Regions from separate parts of the Homo sapiens genome. Here region 1 is linked to region 2. Evidence: read pairs that join two places in POLR2A ChIA-PET (ENCODE). Cell type or tissue: MCF 10A. All regions are shown on one strand.

Region 1 (5,000 bases), 350 kb after region 2:
TAATTTGAAGCCCCAACCTTGAGTAGTTGTGATTCTAATTTTATAATCAGATGATATTTAGACGTTTCATGTAAGAGTTTACTGGCCGGGCACGGTGGCGAACGCCTGTAATCCCAGCACTTTGGGAGGTCGAGGCGGGTGGATCACAAGGTCAGGAGTTCGAGACCAGCCTGGCCAATATGGTGAAACCCCGTCTCTACTAAAAATACAAAAAAGCCAGGCGTAGTGGCACATGCCTGTAATCCCAGCTACTCGGGAGGCTGAGGCAGGAGAACTGCTTGAATCCGGGAGGCGGAGGTTGCAGTGAGCCGTGATCGCGCCACTGCACTCCAGCCTGGGTGACAGAGCGAGACTCCCATCTCAAAAAAAAAAAAAGAGTTTACTAACAAGGTCGGGTGCAGTGGCTCACGCCTTTAATCCCAGCACTTTGGGAGGCCGAGGTGGGTGGATCACATGAGGTCAGGAGTTTGAAACCAGCCTGACCAGCATGGTAAAACCCCGTCTCTACGAAAAATACAAAATTAGCCGGGCCTGGTAGTGCATGCCTGTAATTCTAGCTACTTGGGAGGCTGAGGCAGGAGAATTGCTTGAACCCAGGAGATGGAGGTTGCAGTGAGCTGAGATTGTGCCATTGCACTCCAGCCTGGGCAATGAGAGTGAAACTCCGTCTCAAAAAATAAAAGCCTCCGTATGTGGAATGCACTCTGAAATTGAATGTCTCACAGCCAATGAAATGAAATACATGTGGCTCCTGGGATTCAGGGTGGAAACCTTGGACCCTTTTTTGCTTCTCTTAGCTATACTTGTCCCCAGATGAAGGACTGAGCATGTGGCCGGGGGTCGTGAACCAGAGAGCCCATCAGCTGTAGCAGGAGAGCATCTCTTTACCATGATGCTTTCATTGTGCTTATTGGTGTTTTAAAGTAAATTGATGAACAGCATAACTTAGGGGAATGTGTTTTCTTATGAAATTTTAATGTGATGACAAATGCTGATTGCCCAGCAGCACATTTTCTGTTTCTGTCTTCGGGAAAATAGGTTAATTTTAAGCAGTGCGAAGGGGAGCTCAGGCCAGTGTTTTCACTCCCCGTGTGTCGTTGATGTCTCTCTCCCACAGAACTGAAGCAGATTACCTGGCTCAGTGTCACAGGGCTGCTGATGGTGGTCTTCGGAGAATGTCTGAGGAAGGCGGCCATGTTTACAGCTGGCTCCAATTTCAACCACGTGGTACAGAATGAAAAATCAGATACACATACTCTGGTGACCAGTGGAGTGTACGCTTGGTTTCGGCATCCTTCTTACGTCGGGTGGTTTTACTGGAGTATTGGAACTCAGGTATAATATTAAATATGACACTGCTTTTCTTTTTTTTTTTTTTAAGTAACATTTTAAACGTGATATTCACGTAGCATAAAAGTCACCATTTCAAAATATACAATTAGTGGTTTTCAGTGTATTCATGAGGTTGTTGGTCTCCTTTAAATAATAGGTACATGTTCTTCTTGGCGCGTTTCAAGTGATAATTTAATAAAAGTCAAGAGAACTAATGTAGTCCTTAATGCTTTTCACTATGTGCCCAGAACCTGGGTGCGTAAGTCCTTGGTGATTCTTGGTGCTGTTAGCTACCTGCTGTATCCCTTCATCCTGTTTCTGCCTCTGTTTGTTTGTTTTCTTTTTTCTTTTTTTTTTTTTGGTAGAGACAGGGTCTTACTGTGTTGCCTGGGCAGGTCTCAAACTCTTGGCCTTAAGTGATCCTCCCACCTCAGCCTCGCAAAGTGCTAGCATTATAGGCATGAGCCATTGTGCCTCTCCCTTTCTCTGCCCCTTCAACCTATTAATAGATCTGAAGCACCCCAGAGGGGGTGAGGACAGAGATGGGGCTTAGGGAAGGGAGTGCCCTCTGTCACTCATGTGGCAGCTTGGCTAGTTTTCATCAGAAATAGGTATTAATGGGGCCGAGGCCATGTGTTAGTGAGCTGTGTGAGCCATGGAGGTTTGTTCTGTCTCAGGCTGAAGAAAAGGCCTTGTTTCGTTTCTTTTCTTTTCTTTCTTTCTTTTTTTTTTTTGAGACCTAGTCTTGCTCTGTTGACCAGGCCAGAGTGCAGTGGTGCGATCTTGGTTCACTGCAACCTCTGCCTCCCAAGTAGCTGGAACTGTAGGCACGAACCACCATGCCTGACTACTTTTCGTATTTTTTTTGTAGAGACAGGGTTTCTCGAGTTGCCCAGAGCCATCTTGAACTACTGAGCTCAAGCAGTCTGCCTTCCTGGGCCTCTCAAAGTGCTGGGATTACAGGCTTGAGCTACAGTGCCTGGCCTTTTTTTTTTTTTTTTCCTTTTTGAGATGGAGTCTCACTCTGTTGCCCTGTTGCCCAGGCTGGAGTGCAGTGGCATGATCTCAGGTCACTGCAACCTCTGCCTCCCAGGTTCAAGCGATTCTCTTGCTTCAGCCTCCTGAGTAGCTGGGACTACAGGCGCCCGCCACCACACCCGGCTAATTGTTTGTATTTTTAGTAGAGATGAGGTTTGACTGTGTTAGCCAGGATGGTCTTGATCTCCTGACCTCATGATCTGCCCGCCTCGGCCTCCCAAAGTGCTGGGATTATAGGCATGAGCCACCGTGCCCAGCTTTTTTTTTTTTTTTTTTTTTTAAAGACAGGATCTTGCTGTGTTGCCCAGCCTGGAGTGCAGTGTTCTGATCATGGCTCACTGCAGCCTTGACCTCCTGAGCTCAAGTGATCCTCCTACCTCAGCCTCCCAAGTAGCTGGAATACATTACAGGTGTTGCCACCACGTCCGGCTAATTTTTAAATTTTTTGTAGAGGTGGTTCTCCTGGACGGTTGCCTGTAATCCCAGCACTTTGAGAGGCTGAAGTGGGTGGGTCACTTGACATCAGGAGTTTGAGACAAGCCTAGCCAACATGGCAAAACCCCATCTCTATTAAAAATACAAAAATTAGTTGGGCCTGGTGGCACATGCCTATAGTCTCAGCTACTCGGGAGGCTGAGACCTGAGAACCGCTTGAACCTGGGAGGTGGAGGTTGCAGTGAGCTGAGATTGTGCCACTGCACTCCAGCCTGGGTGATGGAGTGAGACTCTGTCTCAAAAAAAAAAGAGATGGTTCCTCCTTTGTTGCCCATGCTGGTCTTGAACTCCTGGGCTCAAGCCATCCTCCTACCTTGGCCTTCTAAAGTGCTGGGATTAGGCCAGGCATGGTGGTTCTTACTTATAATTCCAGCTAGTCGAGAGACTGAGGCACAATATTTGCTTGAACCTGGGAGGCAGAGGTTGCAGTGAGCTGAGATCACGCCACTGCACTCCAGCCAGGGTGACACAGCAAGAATCTGTCTCAAAAAGAAAAAAAGAAAAAGAAGTGTAAGGATTATAGGTGTGAGCCACTGCACCTGCTCTATGTGTGTGTGTGTGTGTGTGTGTGTGTGTGTGTGTGTGTGTATTTTTTTTATTTATGTATGGTTTTTTGTTTTGTTTTGAGGCAGGGTCTCTCACCCAGGCTATAGTGCATTGGCATGATCATGGTTTACTGCAGCCTCTACCTCTTGGGCTCAAGTGATCCTCCCACCTTAGTCTCCTAAGTATCTGCCCAGGCTGGAGTGCGGTGTCACAATCTCGGCTCATTGCAACCTCCGCCTCCCGGGTTTGAGTGATTCTCCTGCCTCAGCCTTCTAAGTAGCTGAAACTACAGATGTGTGTCATCACACCTGGCTAATTTTTGTATTTTTTAATTAATTTATTTTTTTGAGATGGAGTTTCACTCTTGTTGCCCAGGCTGGAGTGCAATCATGTGATCTCAGCTCACTGCAACCTCTGCCTCCCGGGTTCAAGCGATTCTCCTGCCTCAGCCTCCTGAGTAGCTGGGATTACAGGCATGCGCCACCATACCCGGCTAATTTTGTATTTTTAGTAGAGACGGGGTTTCTCCATGTTGGTCAGGCTGTTCTCGAACTCCCAACCTCAGGTGATCTGCCTGCCTTGGCCTCCCAAAGCGTTGGGATTACAGACATGAGCCACCATGCCCAGCCCCTGGCTAATTTTTGTATTTTTGTAGAGACGGGGTTTTTCCATGTTGCCTAGGCTGGCCTCGAACTCCTGCGGTTGAGTGATCTACCCGCCTCGGCCTCTCAAAGTGCTGGGATTACAGGCGTGAGCCACCACATGTATTTCTTTTTCTTTCTTTTTTTTTTTTGAGACAGAGTCTCACTTTGTCGCCCAGGCTGGAGTGCAGTGGTGCGATCTTGGCTCACTGCAACCTCCACCTCCCGGGTTCAAGTGAGTCTCCTGCCTCAGCCCCCGCGAGTAGCTGGGATTACAGTTGTGCACTACCTCGCCCAGCTAATTTTTTGTATTTTTAGTAGGTTTAGTAGGGGTTTCACTGTGTTGGCCAGGCGGTTCTCAAACTCCTGACCTCAGATGATCCACCCGCTTCAGCCTCCCAAAGTGCTGGGATTACAGGCGTGAGCCACTGCATCCAACCCGCATATTTCTTTTTTAAAATTACTATTTGGCTAGGCACAGTGGCTTTGGGAGACCAGAGCAGGAGGATTGCTTGAGGCCAGGAATTAGAAACCAGCTTGGCTGGCCGGGCATGGTGGCTCATGCCTGTAATCCCAGCACTTTGGGAGGCTGAGGCAGGCAGATCATGAGGTCAGGAGATCAAGACCATCCTGGCTAACACAGTGAAGCCTCATCTCTACTAAAAATACAAACAATTAGCCTGGTGTGGTGGCACGCATCTGTAGTCCCAGCTACTTGGGAGGCTGAGGCAGGAGAATGGCGTGAACCCGGGAGGCGGAGCTTGCAGTGAGCCGAGATCGCGCCACCGTACTCCAGCCTGGGCGACAGAGCGAGACTCCATCTCAAAAAAAAAAAAGAAAAAGAAACCAGCTTGGCCAACATAGTGAGAACCCTTCTCTCCAGAGGAAAAAACTAAAAATATATCTGGAAGTTGTAGTGTGCACCTGTAGTCCCAGCTACTCAGGAGG
Region 2 (5,000 bases):
GAGCAAAACCTTGTCTCCATTAAATGTAAAAATAAAAATTGTAATAGCTCCTGGAGTTCCTGGTTACTTTATTGGACGCTGAAGGTTTAGACAAATAGACTTGAATGCCCCACTGACACCCCAGAGTGAACACTTCCCTGGAAACGCAGGTAGCACTGAACCAAGGCTTGGCACTGTGGCCCAAAGCCCACACTGCCAGGCTTCAAGCCCACACTGCCAGGCTTCAGAAACACCTAAGGTTGGGCCCCAGCTCTAGCACAGGGGCCACAGGTTTCTCATTCTGTTAGCAGAGACCAGCTGGAGGTCAAGGTCCACAGTGGGTGGAACCTGTTGACAAGATGTACACAAACCCATCTCCAACCAGAGTACTCACAGGACAGCAAGGAAGAAGAATCCAACCCAAAGCAGGCTCTCACTTCCTGATTATCAGAGGTGTACCAAGGCCAGACACTATGTGGGTCTGAGATGGATCCCCCAGCCCCTACCTCACCCAGAAGTGGGAAGTGCAGGACCCCTCCCCCAACGTGGGAATGGCAGACAGGAAAAGAAAATAGAAAAACAGAACGTTTACCTGTTGTGGACTTTTAGATAATATTTGCTGAGGAACTTTTTATGACATGTGGGGCATTCGACCGGCACCGCTGTACCTTTTCTGTTCTCAGCAGGCTCAGCTGCTAGGGAGCCCGCGCTCAGGGCTGGCTCAGCTGCACAGGGCTTTCGGATTACATTTGACTTCCTCCTGGTCAGCACAGCCTCAGGCTCAGACATGTAATCGCCATCCCCATCATCCTCCACTTGAACCACCACTTCCCACTAGAGCACAATAGGCAGCAGGAGGGGGTGGCGTCACCAAATGAATCAGCAGGAGTTGTAGGGACCCAGCTCCAGTTCCATCCCAAGCCCCAACCCTGACAAGTCCCTTCATCAGACAAGTTCCTTCAGGGGCCCAAGGCAGAGCATCTGAATCTTGGATTCAGAGGAAAGTGGCTGTGTTTGTGGGGAACTGGAAGCTCAGCTGGAAACACTGCCCTGGGGAAACACCTGTAACCCTGATGCTGCCCACTCCTCTCAGGAAGGTGGCAACCGTGAACAGCTGGGGCTTGCAGAAAGGTCAGCCTGAGGTCACCAGCTTCCTTTGGAGAAAGCCTGTTCCAAACCCACATTAACAGAGATTGTCTTAAGGTCCACATATTTTTTTTTTTTTTTTGAGACAGGATCTTGCTCTGTCGCCTAGGCTGGAGGGTAGTGGCACCATCTCAGCTCACTGCAACCTCCACTTCCTGGGCTCAAGTGATCCTCCCACCTCACCCTCCTGAGTAGCTAGGACTACAGGTGTGTGCCACCACACCCGGCTAATTTTTGTATAGTCTTTGTACAAATGAGGCCTCGCCATGTTGCCCAGGCTGGTCTCGAACTCCCAAGCTAAAGTGATCCACCCCCCTTGGCCTCCCAAAGTGCTAGGATTACAGGCGTGAGTGAGCCATCACACCCAGCCCAGGGTCCCTATTATACCAAAAAAGTGTCTATTCCCTCTATTTGTCTCCCCAGTCCCAACACCCTGGGCACAGTACCTCATTACTGCCGCCCTGCAGCTGGGCACCTTCAGCCTCTAAGGGCCTTGGGGGCACTTTGCAGTCCTCGGGTTTCTTGTCCTCAAGGGGACAAGGCTTCAAGGCCTGCTTCAGTTTCCCACAGAGGGAGGAGGGGCCCTCACTCTGAGCTGGGGAATGGAGCTGGGGCCTCTGAGGACTATGACTGCCTCTGGGCTCCTGATCCCTGGGGACTAGACCCAGAGTCCTCGAAACTTCCTCTTCTTCCAAGCCTGCCGGCTCCTTGACGTGGCTGTTCACATTCTGGGAGGCAGGGGGCCCCAGCCCACTCTGGCCACCTGCTGCCTGTCCCACTGAAGTTTTGGGCTTGAAGCTCTGGCACAGCTCTACGGCCTCTGGCACTCGCAACTCCCTGGCTGCCAGGAGCACCTGATCCCGGTTCCCTGAGGTGAGAGCGAGGTGACCAGTGTAGAAAAAGTCCAACAAGAGGCCAAAGATCTCAGCGAAGCCAGCAGGGAGGACGACACTGCCCCCTGAGCCATCCCCGTAGAGGCTCTGGAAAAAGTGACTGCAGCAGGCAAGGACACTCCAGTGTGCCTTAAACACCAGGCCCCCCACGTCCAGAGTGGCGTCGCAGTACTGGCCCTTCTCCCGCTGCTTGTTGAGCTCCTGCAGAACCCTCACACTGTGCTGGACGAAGGAGCCGTCCATGGTCTGGAGGGCAGGGAGGCAGAAGTGACACCCCGGCCAGCCTAAGCGAGGGTATGCAAGAGAAAGCTCCTGGAGTCAAGAGAGAGAAACGGGAAGTTGGCCTCTACTCAAATAATCATATTTATCAGCACGAGGGCTTGGGTCAGGGTGAGGGGTGCACGCGGAGGGCTGGAACACACTGACAGCCTCCCGGGGGCCGGGGGCCATATTGGATTGGCCAGGGGGGATGCTGGATGGGGGGCCAGGGTCGTGAAGAAGGGCCTGGTGAGAAAAATCCAAGTTTGGGGAAAGGAGACATGGGATGAGAGCGAACGGACTGGCCCGGCACAGTGAGAGGATCCCGGACGGCGGAGGGCGGCAGCCGGGGACAGGTGAGCGAAGCCCACGCCGCGCCCACAGGTCCCGAGCGGCCGAGCGGAAGGCAGCCACGGCGGCCCGCAGCCCCTCCCTCCCTCACCCCGCGCCCTCCTCACCCAGGCAGGTCCTCCCTGAGCTGGCCCCACTGGCCCCCTGCTCCGTCGCCTCCACAGCCCACGAACCTAGTGCCCGGCTATGCGTACCCCGCCGACAGTGCGGAGACTCCACCGTCTCCGCGCCGGACGTGACGTCAAAGCGTGCAGGCCAGGAGGTGCGCCTCGGAAGCGTAGAGCTTCTAGCTCCGGCCCCCGAGGGCGGGGCCCCGCAGAGAACGGCCAATGGGATGCGGGGACGACGCCTCGCCCTGTTCTTTTGGCGCTGGGCCCGCCTCCGGAGTTGCCTAGCAACGTCAATCTGGGCGGTCAGCCTTTTCCAGGCTCTGGGTTCAGACTTGAATCCGTTACACCTCACACTCTCCCACGACAGGAGACCAGATACGCATTTCACTTCTTTATTGGCAGCCCGGAGCCTGGTCTAGGCTCTCCCAGGCGCTTACACGTCCCAACCCCAGACCGCGATGCCCAAAGACCTCCCGGACACCCCCGGCCTGCTCGACCTTCGACCCTCAGGGCAGAGAAGGCTGCCAGCCGTGCCTGCTGACCCACTGGTCAGGTGGAGCCGCAGCGCCTCGTGTAGTCCTGAATGGAGGCCTGGAAGTGCTCTGTGCTGTTGAGGTCTGGGCGGCAGAGGATCACGTAGCACTTAGGCAGAAAATACCCACCGAAGCCGCTGCTCAGGCTGCTCAGCCCAGCCATCATGTTGGCCGCAGGCAGGTACTTGCCGTCGTAGACGCTGGCCGTGGTGAAGAAGGCGATCCAGGACACGAAGTTGAAGAGCAGGCTGAAGGTGACACATTTGGCCTCGTTGTAGTTCTCTGGCAAGTCCTTACCCAGGTAGCTGCAGGCAAAGGCACTGATGGAGAGGAGGCCATTGTAGAGGAAGGCCAGTATGAAGCCCAGGGAGTTGGTCTCTGTGCACTCAAGCATCACCAGATGGGGGAAGCGCTGGTATTCCCTAGCAGGCAGTGGGGTCCACACCACCAGCCAAGTTAGACAGATAAGCAGCTGGGCCGCTGAGCTGATCATCACAAACAGGCCAGCACCGTGGTTTTGGACCCAGGCGTGGTAGAATGTAGGTACCTTGGTGGAAAACTTGAAGATGATGATTAGTTGGAATGAGCGAACTGTCAGGCAGGACAGGAAGATGGTGAAACCAAGGGCAAAGAGGGCCTGGCGTAGCAAGCACGCAGGCCTTGTGGGTTCCCCAAAGAAGCCATAGAGGCTGCCACTACCTGCTGCCAGGGAGCCCAGCATAAGAAAGCACAGGCGGCCCCCTGCTGACCTCACCACAGGGGTGTCTAGGTGCCAGGCAAACAGGCCAGCAGTCCCAAGCAGCAGCAGCAGCAGCAGCGTGTTAGCTGCCAGCAGCACCCAAGAGGTGTGCTCACGCAAAGCCAAAAACACCACAGTGCGCGGGAAGCAGGTCTGGCTTCCCTCAGGTGCCCACTCTTCTTTCCCACAAGGCTGGCATCTGTAGAGGTCTGAAAGGGAAGGCCAAGAAGGTTCCTGAGAGCCAGATGAGCAGAGTAGGAATAGGAAATAGGGGCCTGCAAGATACTGGGAGAATTGTACCAGGGCAGCTAGACTATACTAGGCATAGTGGGATGGGGGTAGCCGGGAGTGGGGCCTGAGGCCACGCATTTCCTCAAAATGCCTGTGTTAATTACAGACTCTGGAGACACACAGGTCGGTTCTGTATGGCTCATGATCCCATGAGGGTTTTGCAAACCCTAGGGAGGACCTTAACCTGGTAGCTCTGCCCACATACCAGAGAGGTTACGATCTGATGGGAGCAGCCTGCTCCCAAGGGAGGGCATTGTAACCCCTCTCTCTTGCCAGCATTTCCATGAACCACTTTCCTGAGCTGCTGCTCTGTGGTTTCTCTGAGTCCTGACCCTCTGAGGACAGAAGGGAAGTATTCCTGTCCCTACAGAGATGGTGAAAGGAAAGAATGTGGCCCCTGGACACCAACTAAGGACCTGAGTCCTTAGCTACCTAATTTGCTCTCTGTTCTTGACCTTGCATTTCTGGATGGGGAATGCTGTTTTTTTCTCTGCTGCAGACACGCTAGTATCTGTATTCAGGCCAAGCTGTTCAAGGAGCTAGCTGTCTTTGGCATGGGCAACAGAAGGGACAGTAGGACAAGAGGGCACAAAGGGAACAATAGCTATATTCATTTAGAGAAAGAGGTTGAATTCAGGATACGACTGCTTTTGTAGGAGTTGTGATGACAGCTCTCTAACAGAGGACACACCTCAGTCTA

What was found. Peaks named below come from ENCODE experiments on the same cell type or tissue, not always from the same donor. Only the 100,000 strongest peaks of a DNase experiment are listed, where the experiment ranks them.
Region 1: POLR2A ChIA-PET joins it to region 2 with 5 read pairs; 3 of 35 experiments call an interaction of 5 or more read pairs at or near these places.

What each region holds. Positions count from the first base shown.
Region 1 is chr1:6,228,237-6,233,236 of GRCh38, reverse strand. ICMT (isoprenylcysteine carboxyl methyltransferase) reads left to right here. Exons shown (of 5, transcript NM_012405.4): 4 at 1,118-1,335. Among named protein-coding and RNA genes, the nearest start is that of ICMT, 5.2 kb to the left of the region's middle. In MCF 10A, no CTCF peak of the experiment used is centred here; no DNase peak of the experiment used is centred here.
Region 2 is chr1:6,577,871-6,582,870 of GRCh38, reverse strand. It overlaps TAS1R1 (taste 1 receptor member 1), which reads right to left. Exons shown (of 6, transcript NM_138697.4): 6 at 3,116-4,218. The coding sequence ends at 3,287. ZBTB48 (zinc finger and BTB domain containing 48) reads right to left here and starts at 2,877. Exons shown (of 11, transcript NM_005341.4): 1 at 2,735-2,877; 2 at 1,572-2,330; 3 at 572-813. The coding sequence starts at 2,261. LOC107984912 (a long non-coding RNA gene) reads left to right here and starts at 3,438. Exons shown (of 3, transcript XR_002958250.1): 1 at 3,438-3,524. RefSeq lists enhancers at 284-333, 2,794-3,493 and a silencer at 2,613-2,742. In MCF 10A, no CTCF peak of the experiment used is centred here; a DNase peak (open chromatin) is centred at 2,950.